2 separate regions of the Mus musculus genome follow, and region 1 is linked to region 2. A link is a contact called in ENCODE Hi-C or POLR2A ChIA-PET data. All regions are on one chromosome and are shown on one strand. Each heading gives the region's core, a stretch centred on a gene start or an enhancer-like site at or near the end of the contact. The rest is flanking DNA. Distances are from core to core; before and after follow the strand shown. Region 1 has its middle 28 kb from the start of Lpin1. Region 2 overlaps Lpin1 (lipin 1).

Region 1 (5,978 bases), core at 2,729-5,228, 35 kb after region 2:
CAACATGTGGGTTCAGGGAACCAAACTGAGGTCCTCTGGAAGATCAGCAAGTGCTCTTAACCCCCAAGCCATCTCTTCAGGCCCCTTTCTTAATAATACTCCATAATATTTAGCCTTGAGTGAGTTCAATCATGTCTCAGTGGGTCCTTGTCTCCAGTTAAACTGAGGTTCAGGGCTGGCAAGAGCAAGCTATCATGACATCGCATGTACTGAATCACCCCAGAAAACCTCCCTCTGTGTGTGTGTGTGTGTGTGTGTGTGTTGGGGGGGGGTTCAAGGACAGCAACCTTTCTTCCATCTACATCTTTCTGCTTTCTGCCACACTCTGCAGCTCATTCAGCTTCTGAGAGCAGCCTTCCCATCCTCCTGCCTGGGATACACTTCAGCTGGCGCGACACAGCCAAGTGTGTCAGCTGCTCAGCAAAGCTGCCCTTGGCCTCCTCAACATGATCCCGGAGAATTGTACCTTCTCGGCGCACCTGCATGCTTCCCTCAGAGCACTTAGCACAGCTTGACAATGTGCATTCGTTTGCACAAGTATTCACTTAATGACAGCCTCCTCCATAAGGAACATGGCCTATTCTTGTCATCAAATTCGCTGGAGCCTCGGGCCATGGTAGGTAGTCATTAAATATTGCTGAATGGAAGAACAGAGGTATAATTTTCTCAACATTCAAGGGAAGACACTGGAGCTAAGAGGGTCAAGTGAATTAGCTCATTACACAACCAGCAGATTGTGGGGGGTGAGAAGGAATTCATCCCTAGTTCCAGTAACTTCAAAACCAGGATGCCATCTGTATTCCAAGCTGATGGCTGTGGGAGGGGCTAGCACAGCCTTATTCTTAAAAACACCTTTCCTAAAAAGATGTGTGTGGGGAGGCAGGGATCCTTCAGTTCTCCCTACAGCTCTGCCTGCAGCCTCTGCCGCCTCTGCCCTGGGTCCAGGAGTTCCCTCTACTCTCTGTTTCTAGTCGCATCCTCTTGGCTACATGTAGGAGAGCTGGAGTCCCCAGGCCTCACCCAATGTTTACATAAATATGTGGCTTCTGCAGGACCCTCCATAGGTGAAAGGCAAGGCTGGGCACGTTCCACAGAACAGATCTAACAAAAGACACTGGAGAGGAAGAGCCCAGGACTGTGTGAAATCCAAAAAAGATCCACCAAGGATGTGGCCCCATGTCCTGGAGTGCAGTGAGGGGCATGGTGCTACCTGATCTAACATTCACTGACTCCAGTGGGTATGGACAACCTGACTTCGTGGATACTCTGTAAGAGGGACACGAGATATCAGTTGATTCACCAAGGGGTGAAGAAGATAATGAGGGATTTAAGTCCCCCAGAAGAAAATGTAAGTCATGAGGACCCAGGACATACACTCGCAGGGAGCCTGTGAGCTCCTAGCTCTGTCCCAACAAGATCATCACATGGCCTGCTACTTCTAGCCTACATATACCCTGCTGGCAGAGAAGGCAGGCTTGGGCTTGCATGAACAATGTGTGCATGTGTGTAAGAATTGTATGTAGGAATGTCTGTATGTATGAGTGTGTGTGAGTAAGTATGTGTGAGTGTGTGTGAGTGTGACAGAGTGTGTGCCTGTGTACATATGCATGTGTATAGGTGTGTATTCCTGTGTGCACATGCATACATATGGGCATGCCTCTGCTCTAGATTAACAATGCCTTCAGATTCTTCATGACTCTTGGTATCAGGGACTCCGACCACTCTCCCCTTAAACCTGAGCCACCCTGAGTGGCTGACTTGGTCAATAACATGAAGGACCCATGACGACCACCTCACAGGCCAGGTTGTGAGAGTCCTCACATCATTCTTTTATGTCTCCAGCCACGCTCTTTCTTGAAGTGTTGGACACCAGGTAAGGACCCTGGCTCTGCAGTATTGCCCTTCAGGGACTTGTATACAACTCTTGCCCACAGTCTCCACTGTCCTGGGCACTTGTGCTCCCTTCTCCCACAGGCATAGATGGGTTGCTCCAAACCAGCTCAATTAGCTGACAGGTACCACTAAGTCAGCCAACACCGTGGGGCAGAAGAATCATAGAGTTGAATCCCATACACATTCCATATCTGAAATAGTTAATGTTTTCAATATCATATATTGATTTCATTATTATATATTGATTATGCATAATGGGTTTCATTGTGATGTTTCCATACATGTAGATAGCGTGTTCTGATGCTCTTCACCCCAGATCATTAGTCTCTCTTGTGTTCCTTCTCCTGCTGATTCTCTTTCTCTTTCCATCCAGTCTTCCTTTGACCTTCATGTCTTATTTTTAATCATCCAAAGAGTTTCATACTTACAGGAGCATAGGTTGGGGTTGTGTGCAGGAACATGGGTGGGGGGTGTTGATCACAGGAACACGGAGACCTCGCCAGCAGTCATCACTTGTCTATGAATCCTCAGGGAGAGTTGGGATTGCATAATGTGATGGTTTGCATATACTTGGCTCATAGAGTGACACTATTCTAGAAGGTGTGGCCCTATTGGAGAAGGCATGTCACTGTGGGTATGGTCTTTAATACATTCATCCTAGTTGCCTAGAAGCCAGTATTCTGCTAACAGCCTTCAGATGAAGATGTAGAATTCTCAGCTTCTCCTGCACCATGCCTGCCTGGATGCTGCCATGTTCCTGCCTTGATGATACGCACGCCTTTAACCCCAGCACTTGAGAGGCAGAGACATGTGGATTTCTGAGTTCGAGGCCAACCTAGTCTACAGAGTGAGTTCCAGGACAGCCAGGGATACACAGAGAAACCCTGTCTCGAAAAAACCAAAAAAACAAAACAAAAAAAAAAAACCACAACAAACAAAAAGAGTTGCCTTGGTCATGGTGTCTGTTCACAGCAGTAAAACCCTAACTAAGACATGTGAGTCCCTCATCCCCCTTCATGACACTCATCATACCCAAAACTCAGCACCTCCCACTACTCCCCAACTACTTCCTCCTGTTTGTACATTTCTTTTCAGAAACAGTCTCATTATATAATATAGGCTGACCTTGAACTCGCAGAGACCTGATAGATGGGATTAAAAGCATGCACTACTATGCCCAGCCCACTTCTGACTTTTTAAAACATTTAACTCTTTAGGTCTGGGTGCCACCACTCTGCTACAGCAGTGTCTGGAGGTCAGCAGGGTCCTTGCAGGACTCAGTTCTCTCTGTTCCCTACTCGAGCTCCAGGAATTCAATTCAATGGCCTCTCTGACATTTTTTTTCTGCCCCTTCTTCTGCAATGCCCCCCGCCAAGCCTTGGAGGAGGTGATATAGGTGCCCCATTTAGGGATAGCATTCACAGTCACTTCTTCTCCACGCTGTGACTGGTTCTGAGTCCTGCAGTAACCACTACCCCCCCAAAAAAAAGTGTTTGTGACGAAAGCTGAGAAAAGTTCTAACCTATGGACATAAACATAGTTGTTTAGAAGGCAAGTTTGCCAGGCACACTGTGTCCAGTTAGCAAAACATCAGAGGCTTCCCCATATGCAAGCCAGCAAGTGTTGGAGCAGCATGTTCCAGAAGAGTAAACAGCCAGAAGAGAACATGTACAAAGGAGCAGGAAGACAGGCTGGACTGGGTGCTTCTGTGAACTGACCTGCGTGTACCTGGAAGGTGACAGGGACAGTGACTTAGCCTGTCTTGGACTAGAAAGTCTGTCTTGTCTGTACGGACAGTTTTGACCTCTGTGTGATTTCTATCCTCCACCCCGTGGTGTGTGTGTGTGTGTGTGTGTGTGTGTGTGTGTGTGTGTGTGTGTGTGTGTGTGTGTGTGTGTATTTATAGCAAACTGACACTCTTCTCTGAGCGAAATTGATCCCACGGCTCACTCACCCGTCTGGCTATTTACGAAAGGCACCATGCAGACTCCACGTGTTTGCACACGCAAATGCTTCTGTGTAGGGTCAGGTTGCCTGGGAAACGGGCCAACCCTAGGATCCAGAGCTGACAGGCAGCTATTCCAGCCTCACTGGCCTCCCTGAAGTTCTGGCCTCCAAGACTGGAGGCAAGCCAAAGAGCACTGGCTCAGAGCCACCCCTACTCCAGTCGTCCCCCACCCCCACCCCGCAGCAGGGAAACATTCCCAGAGGGACCTGAGGGAAGAGGAGGCTCTCACTGCAGCCTTCCACCTAGCCATCCATAAACCCTGTGGGCTTTCTGTTGCACACTGTCTTTTCCTTGCCAAGCTATGCCAAGGAGGGCAAGGTTTGTGTCTCTCTAGACTCCAAGTGGCAGCTTTAACCATGCCTTCTTTAAATTTATTTATTTTGGGGTTCTTTGAGATAGGGTTTTGCTATGCAACCCAGCTGTAGTGAAACTTGAAGCAATTCTCCTGCCTCAGCCTCCAAAGTGCTAGGATTACAGACAGGTACCACCATGCTCTTGGAAATCTTACATGCCATGTGTTTCCATCTATTTGAAAGGCTTGGGGGTTTTGAGGTACCGGGGACAGAAGGCAGGGTCTCATGTATGCTAGACACATATGCTGTCGCTGAGCACCAGTCTCAGCTTCCTGTCTTCTTATATTATACTAGGGACAGATGGCAAGGTCTCACACATGCGCCACCATTGAGCTGCATTCTCGCTCACACATGCTAGACACATGTGCACCACTGAGCTGCATCCTCAGCTCTCTTGTCGTCTTACATTTTGCTGCACTGATGTCCTCTCAGGACTGGCCTTGTCTGCAAGGCAAAGCGAACCTTGCCTCCAACTGCAATGTCTCTGGGCTCTCATGACCTTGAGCCTCCAACCAAATGTCTGTCCTTTTCACCTCAGGACTGTCACCACACAATAAGGCCAGCTCCTCTGTTCCAGATGATGCAGGCTGGCTGGTCCTAGCCTGAGTGTCCCACCTTATTCCCTCTTTCCTATAGAAACCCCATCTGGCTTGCATTACCTGGCTTGCAATGCCTCCTAGACAGCCCCTGTTTCCCTATATGATCTCCTAGGCCTCCTGCTTCCTAGGGTGACACCACACTGTCTGTTCATGACACTCATTTATACGTCTGCACTCCTAACACACCTTAAAGAAAATTCTGAATACCTTTAAAATCTCTGGCTCTCTGGAGCCTGTGACTAGCTGGAACTCAGTGGAGACAAGCAAAATGACATTGGTGTACTGACAACCAGACACTGCACAGGCTAGTTCAGCAAGGCAACGTGGGTGATGGACTAGACCAATAGACTTCTGCCAGCCAGAACAAACAAGTCATCCCTGGGTTCCCCTACCCCAAGAAGTGATGTCGCCAGCTTGATGCAATTCAGAAGACTGCGGTTTGACCAGCAGAGCTCAACACTGACCTATCACCCACACTTGCTTCTCTGCTGTAAGAGAGATGATGACACACAGTTAATGCAAGAATTAAATGACAGCAACTATGGGGAAATTAGTCCAGAAAACCAGAATGCTGTCTGAATTCAACAACTATCAGACTTTCATTGTTTGGCTGTTACTGTTTAGAATATCACTACATAGCAACAGGACAGGGCAGTAACTCTTTGGTATGACAGTCCCCCAGTATGGGCCACCTGGGTCCTGTGCTGGGGACAAACCTAAGAGCTTGTGGCAGTCTGAGCACAGGGCCTGGAGACTGGTTTGGTCAAGTCCAGCCTCACATGTACTGGGAGCCACGCCTGTGCTAAGTGCTGAGCTCATGAGATGATTTCTATGAGGATGGAGACAGGATACTGGGACTACTCATGGGAAACAGGGAGGAAGCGCAGACGCTGGTGTCCGTAATTTAGCATGATGTGTGTCTTAGAGAAAGAAGGGATTTTTCTTTGATAACTGTAGGGGAAGGGGAGAGAAGACAACCCAGGAGGATAAGATGACCCAGGGAGCAAAGTCAAGAAACTTAGCAGGGGAGTCTTGAGTTGTGAGGAGTGAGACTACAGCTCAAGGCCTGGGGAGAATGAATTGAGGAAGAGAAGAAATTTGAGCACCCAGGAAGAGAAACTAGGA
Region 2 (5,852 bases), core at 2,554-5,053:
GGGCGGTCAGGTGATCTCTGCCTTGAGTTTTCCTGAGAAGTGGCCACCCCTGCCTCGCTGCCATGCTCTCCTGCCCTGCCTGACCTGCCTGCCCTGCCCTGCCCTGCCCTGCCCTGCTGCTGTGCCTCCTGAGCCTCATCCTTGATAAGCAGTAGGAAGGGTGTGCCTCACGCCTTAGAGTAACTGTCAATGCCACAGAGCCCGGAACAATGTGCTCACTGGTGAGCATTAAACTGTGCAACGAGGCTTCTTGTGAGTCTGAGGAGAGGAGAGTGAGGGCAGGAGACAGTGAGCGCCTCGTGCTCTGAGGAGAGGGGTACCCAGGCCTCACCACTTTCTCTCGGGAGCGGAGGACACCCATCTTGCCGAAGCGGACGTGGAAAGGGGAGCACTGCAGACTGCCATTGGGCTGCCGGATGACAATGATGTCGATGCATCCCGACAGCGTGGCGGGGTTCAGTCCCTTGTAGAGCTCCTTCACCGTCACAAACACCTGGCCGGCCAGCTGCCCCACGTAATTCATTGTCTGAACCTGAGAGGCAGGCAGAGCACACAGGTTCACAAGAGCAACTAACAAGGGAAGGCCGCCCAGAGCCTCCAACTCAGCACTCCGTTTCAACGATGCAGCGGAACACATTCTCTTCTCACACTCTGCCCACATCCCTTTGTTTCTGGGATGTTCACAACGCCCTTGTGCCGGCTCATTTCTCCCACCCCATCCGGAAGCCCAGCATCCTTCCCACCACGGGGTCCAGAACGGAGAGGCCCAGAACCCTAACACAAGCAGCACCCCAGGATGACTATGAATGTGATCTCTCACATTCTGTGCTTGGTAATGTTGCCTCAACATCAATCAAGGAAGCTTAGGAGGCCTGGGCAGAGACCACTCCGAATGTGTGGCTCAGTCAGAGGAAGTACTGCGATAGGAGCTGGAAACACGACAGCACAGAAAACATTTGACACTCCTCCCATTCTTCCATTCCAAGTGCTCTTCCACGAGGTCCCCTGGGCCGATGTCCCAGTTAGGGTCAAGCACTCAGCATTTCCGCAACACTTTGATGAGTTAGGAATCCCCATTTTGACCATTACTCACGGTCTATGGAGGTTTGAATAAAACTAGCCCCCATAGGTCCACAGGGAGTGGCATTATTAGGAGACTGGCCTCTTTGGAGTAGGTGTGGCCTTGATGGAGCAAGTCCAGCACCATCTCTGCCTGCAGGCTGCCATGCTTCCTGCCCTGAGGATAATGGACTGGACTTCTGAAACTGTGAGCCAGCCCCAATTAAATGTTTTCCTTTATAAGAGTGTTGGTAGTCAGGGTGTCTCTTCACAGCAAAGAAACTCTGACACTGCTGAAAGGTACCTGTGCCCGAGCCTGAGAGCTGCGCCTGCCTGTATGTGTGAACGTGCTCAGGGGCTAGCAAGACGGCTCTGCTGGTGGGAGGCCTGCCACCAAGCCTGGAAACCTGAGTTCAGGGTGCAGGGCACGGTGGAGGAATGGGAACCAACCCCCACAGATCACCCTCTGATCCTCTGACCTCCTCACATTCGTGCCATAAATACTTACAAGTCGGTTTAATTATGTGTCCATTTGGTAAAACATTCGGAGTGGATGTCCCTCACGTCAGTAACAGATCCCCTCCTACGGCCTGTGACCTCCCCAGCCGTAAGCTTTTGATCAGGCCTACATGTAGGGTTAGCCATGCACTCTCTCCCATGGAGCACTTCAGATCCAATCAGGAAGCAGTTGGTGTCCGCGCAAGCATGCCACTACTCCAACATGGGCATAGCTTACAAGTCCAGTCGGTACTGTAGTACGCAGGGCCCATGCCCAGGGCGATAGTTATGACAATTGGATAGTTCTCCAACAGTCGGCCTGTACTGCATTCTGACACTGAATGCTAGCCAACAGGGAGATGATGGCTTCTATCAGTCTCTGTCCAATCCCTGCCTGCCCACCTATTCTCTGACAACTGCAGGGGACACATATGCTAGGGAGCTTGCCCAACCAGCCAGCCAACCACCATCCTCAGCAAACCTTTGGAACTTCTACCCTACTGGGCCTGGCACTATGCTTGTACAAAAGACAGGGTTAGAGAACAGATTCTCCTATAACCAAAGTATCAGTCCGTGATAGCACATCCCTGCAATCTCAGCACACGGAAGGTGGAGACAGGAGGACAGCGATTTCATGTAGCAATCCTGTGCTACGTGAGATCCTGCCTCAGAAAATAAAACAGGAGATGCAGAATTCCCCCAAAGACCCGCAATTTAAAAAGCATGATGTCGCAACCCTCACATTCTTCCACAGAATGCCACCCTCCACATTACACTTAAGATTTTAACCTTTGCTGAGTCTAGCAAAAGAGAAAGTCTCAACTCTCCAGTCCTGTGGGATCATTTTTAGGGGCATTTTTTCCTCACAATATCTGTCCTATATCCAATCTCACATCCCTGTGCCTCGCTCAATAGCCCTGTAGGTAGAAGGCCTGCCACAGGAAGAAACAGGAAGGTACATTCAAGCATCCCAAAGCAGATACTCGTGATCACAGGCTTGGGGCCACGCTGTCAGACCAGAGGCAGGCTCACTAGAAGCAGACCCTAGTCTGGTCCAGTCAAGCCCTCTTGTGACGTCCACCACAGCATCCCCTAATTCTACCCTGCTCCTGCTGGGGCTGGGCTTATCACTGAGCAACAGACCAAGGTCTTGGGCAAGGAAGCCCCAGCCCAGGCCAGCTCAGCTAAGACCGACTTTGAAATTTTCCACAACGTGGAGCAAACACAGCTCTTGCCGCAAAGAGAGTCCAAGATGGTTTATTATAGAGCGGCTGCAAGTGAGCACGCACTGACAACACAAGTTCCCCTGAGTCCTGTGTTCCACTGCCAAACAGTTGCATGAGACTGTAGCAGTCACAGGACACAGATGTCATGCATAAAGATGTCTGCCTGATCATTGATTGAGACCATATAAGCAGGGGGCAATGAAGACAGAAAACTCTGCTGCCAGGTTTGAAGTGTTATACAATGAGATCCTTAACTTCTGAACTGGTAGAAGCCAGTGCAAGAATATGATCGCAAGGTATTGATAGTCAAAAGGAAGTTACATCAGTGTGGTGGTTTGAATGAGCACCCTCCCCCACAGTATTGGGCATTTGAATATCTGGTCCCCAGTTGGTGGCACTGTCTTGAAGAGGCTGGGGTGATGTAGCCATTACTGGGGGTGGGCTGTGAGATTTAAAAGACTCCCTAGGCCTGTCCAATCAGTGAGTTCTGGGTTCGGTGAGAGTCCTGACCTCAGTATGATCAGGAGAGAGAAGAAGACACCCAATGCCCACTCGTGGGCTCTACCTACATTGTCTTAGTTAGGGTTTTACTGCTGTGAACAGACACTGTGACCAAGGCAACTCTTATAAGGAAGTACCATAAATTCATATTCATAAAGTTCAGCCAGTGGGTACAGTGTTTGTCTGGCATGCACAAAGCCATGGTTCAGTCCCCAGCACTGTATAAACCAGGTACAGTGCTGCAGCCTGCAGTCCCAGTCAGAAATCAGGAAAATCAGAAAATCAGAAATTCAAAGTCATCTGAGGTTTGAGGCCAGCCAAGACTACATGAGACCCTGCCTCAAAAAAAAAAAAAAAAAAAAGACTTTAAGTGCCAGGGACAAGTCCTCCCTAGGAGGCATGTGACGCACAATGACCTTTAGCAAACCACAGTGGGCTGAAATCAGGCAAGGCGGGTGTGGGCAGGGCCCTTCCTTCTTTGCCCCTGCCCACACTAGGCTCTCTTCTAAATACGCCCCGTGCAACTTTCTCTTTAAATGTTCTATACAATCAAACCACTAGACTTAAAGTCCCAAATTTCACTTCCTCCAGCTGCGCTGGCACTGAAAAGCTCTCGAGGAAGTGGGTAATTCCTTTAGCCTGTAGATAAGCAGCCAGACTAAACCTCCCCAGGCCGAGGGCCTCCCACGGGCTGGGCCGTAATCCCATTATGGCTGAGGTGTTTCAGCCTTTCTGAAAGCACTTGAGGAGGCAGAAAAGGGGAGAGGTTTGATTTGCGAAAGAAAGCAGATGGACTAGTCCCTCAGAAGGAAGTTCAGAGGAGCCGGAAGAGAACCAAGCCCAATGCTCACCTGTTTCCAATGGGCCTGCGTGAAGACACTGACCGGACTACTTTAAAGTCTGCTGGGGTTTATCTTCAAGTTTGGCAAGATGTTGCGCCTGGCAGGGATTTACATGCTGGAGACACAAGTCCAGGGCCCTGGCTCCAATGTGTTCTGAAGGAGAATTTCACCAAGTCTTACAGACTCCTCTGACAAGCCTGGAATTCTCTATACCAGTTGTTCTCAACCTTCCCAATGCTGTGACCCTTTAAGACAGTTCCTCTTGCTGTGATGACCCCCAACCTTAAAATTATTTTCATTGCTACTTCATAACTGTAATTTGCTACTATTATGGATTGTAATGTAAATATCTGATGTGTAGGATACCTGAGGTGCAACCCCTATGAAAGAGCTGAGACCCCCAGGTTGAGAATCGATGCTCTGGCATAAGCCAGGGCCTCAGGGAACTCTGCAGTCACAAAATACACAGATTTTTTTTTTCTTTAATGCTTCTCAGTTGGCATTCTGAACCAACACTAAGTTCTCTGAAATGCCATCTCTAGGTAAGATCTTCCTAGATAAATGTGGAGCTCATATTGGAAGGAAGCCCAACTTCAAGGCCCCAACCTGGAACTGGAGGCCACGTGCCTCCCTCATCAAGTGTGGCATTCTACAAGGGCTTGGCACAGCCACCACCCCAGCCTCAGACTGTCCCAGACACAGCCTCTGGACACCATCAAGAAGTGTCACAAGTCTCGTGACTCCTCAACTAGTTAGGATATTAGAAAAGTCTACACTTAGTCCAAACGCTGCATCTGTATCTGCCCCTCTCTCTATCTCTATTCTCTATCTCTATCTGCCAGAATTCAAAATCCTTGCCATAGCTCTCCTCTCCGCACACACTCTGTTAATGCCGTTCCACCACCTGGAATATTAAGGTCATGTGAGGGTGGCCTCAGGTCAGTCCTACTGTAAACTTGTCACAATCACCTAAGGGACTCATAAGACAGTTAAAAGACTCCAGGACAACCATGCAAGAGTAGTCACTAACCCAGACTCCCACATATATGCAAGTCAAGAGAGAGATGGCTCAGTCCATAAAGTACCTGTCTCAAATCACGACAACCCCAGCTTAAACCCAGCATAAAAGGCTGGCACAGCCCACTGGGGAGGAACCGAGAGGAAACAGTGAGATCCATAGGACGTCCCAGGGCAGTGAATCCAACTCAATCAGTAGCAACAAGTTCAGTTAAGAGACCCTAGCTCAAAAGGTAAAGTCCCTGTGTTTGTGCACATGTATACACCCACCCACACACAAACTTTAATGCATGCATATGTACCTGCCCACGCACACATACACATCTGAACACACACATTCGCTGCCCAGGCACACATCTGCATACACAAATATACCCACCAGTGTGCACACATACCCACACACAGAGATACACCCACTTGCACACACACACACAGACCCTTGCACACACATGCACAAAATGAATAATTTTTAAGGCCTTACAGAAGGCCCCGAACAAAAACATTCCATAAATACCCCAATAGTGAGAGTAGACTCACTCAGTGCTCCAGTCATTAACGGGACAAAGTCCCAGAAAGAACTACCCGACTGACACATACTAGCAAACCCCAGCAACTCCTTACCAAGAATTGATTCTACAGATCATGTTCTTAGAGTGTGTGTGTACACACAGGGACATGCGTGCACATGCCACAGCATGTGTGTGGACCT

Evidence for each region. Hi-C counts contacts between places; a loop is a spot of excess contacts on that map. ChIA-PET counts read pairs that join two places held with the same protein, here RNA polymerase II (POLR2A).
Region 1: a loop to region 2 is called in a map of heart, with 2.0 times the contacts of the local background. The contact joins two enhancer-like sites. A Hi-C loop is called at or near these places in 3 of 37 maps with a recorded cell type or tissue (all heart). POLR2A ChIA-PET finds 5 or more read pairs at or near these places in 1 of 5 experiments (embryonic stem cell).

Annotation. Positions count from the first base shown.
Region 1 is chr12:16,615,113-16,621,090 of GRCm38, forward strand. It overlaps a transcript of Lpin1 not described here. Among named protein-coding and RNA genes, the nearest start is that of Lpin1, 28 kb to the left of the region's middle. Within about 2 kb of position 3,979, at least 1 of the 3 ENCODE cell types and tissues checked has a DNase peak (open chromatin) inside an H3K27ac peak, as active enhancers do.
Region 2 is chr12:16,580,373-16,586,224 of GRCm38, forward strand. Lpin1 (lipin 1) reads right to left here. Exons shown (of 21, transcript NM_015763.4): 2 at 332-532. The coding sequence starts at 523. Among named protein-coding and RNA genes, the nearest start is that of Lpin1, 6.5 kb to the right of the region's middle. Within about 2 kb of position 3,804, at least 1 of the 3 ENCODE cell types and tissues checked has a DNase peak (open chromatin) inside an H3K27ac peak, as active enhancers do.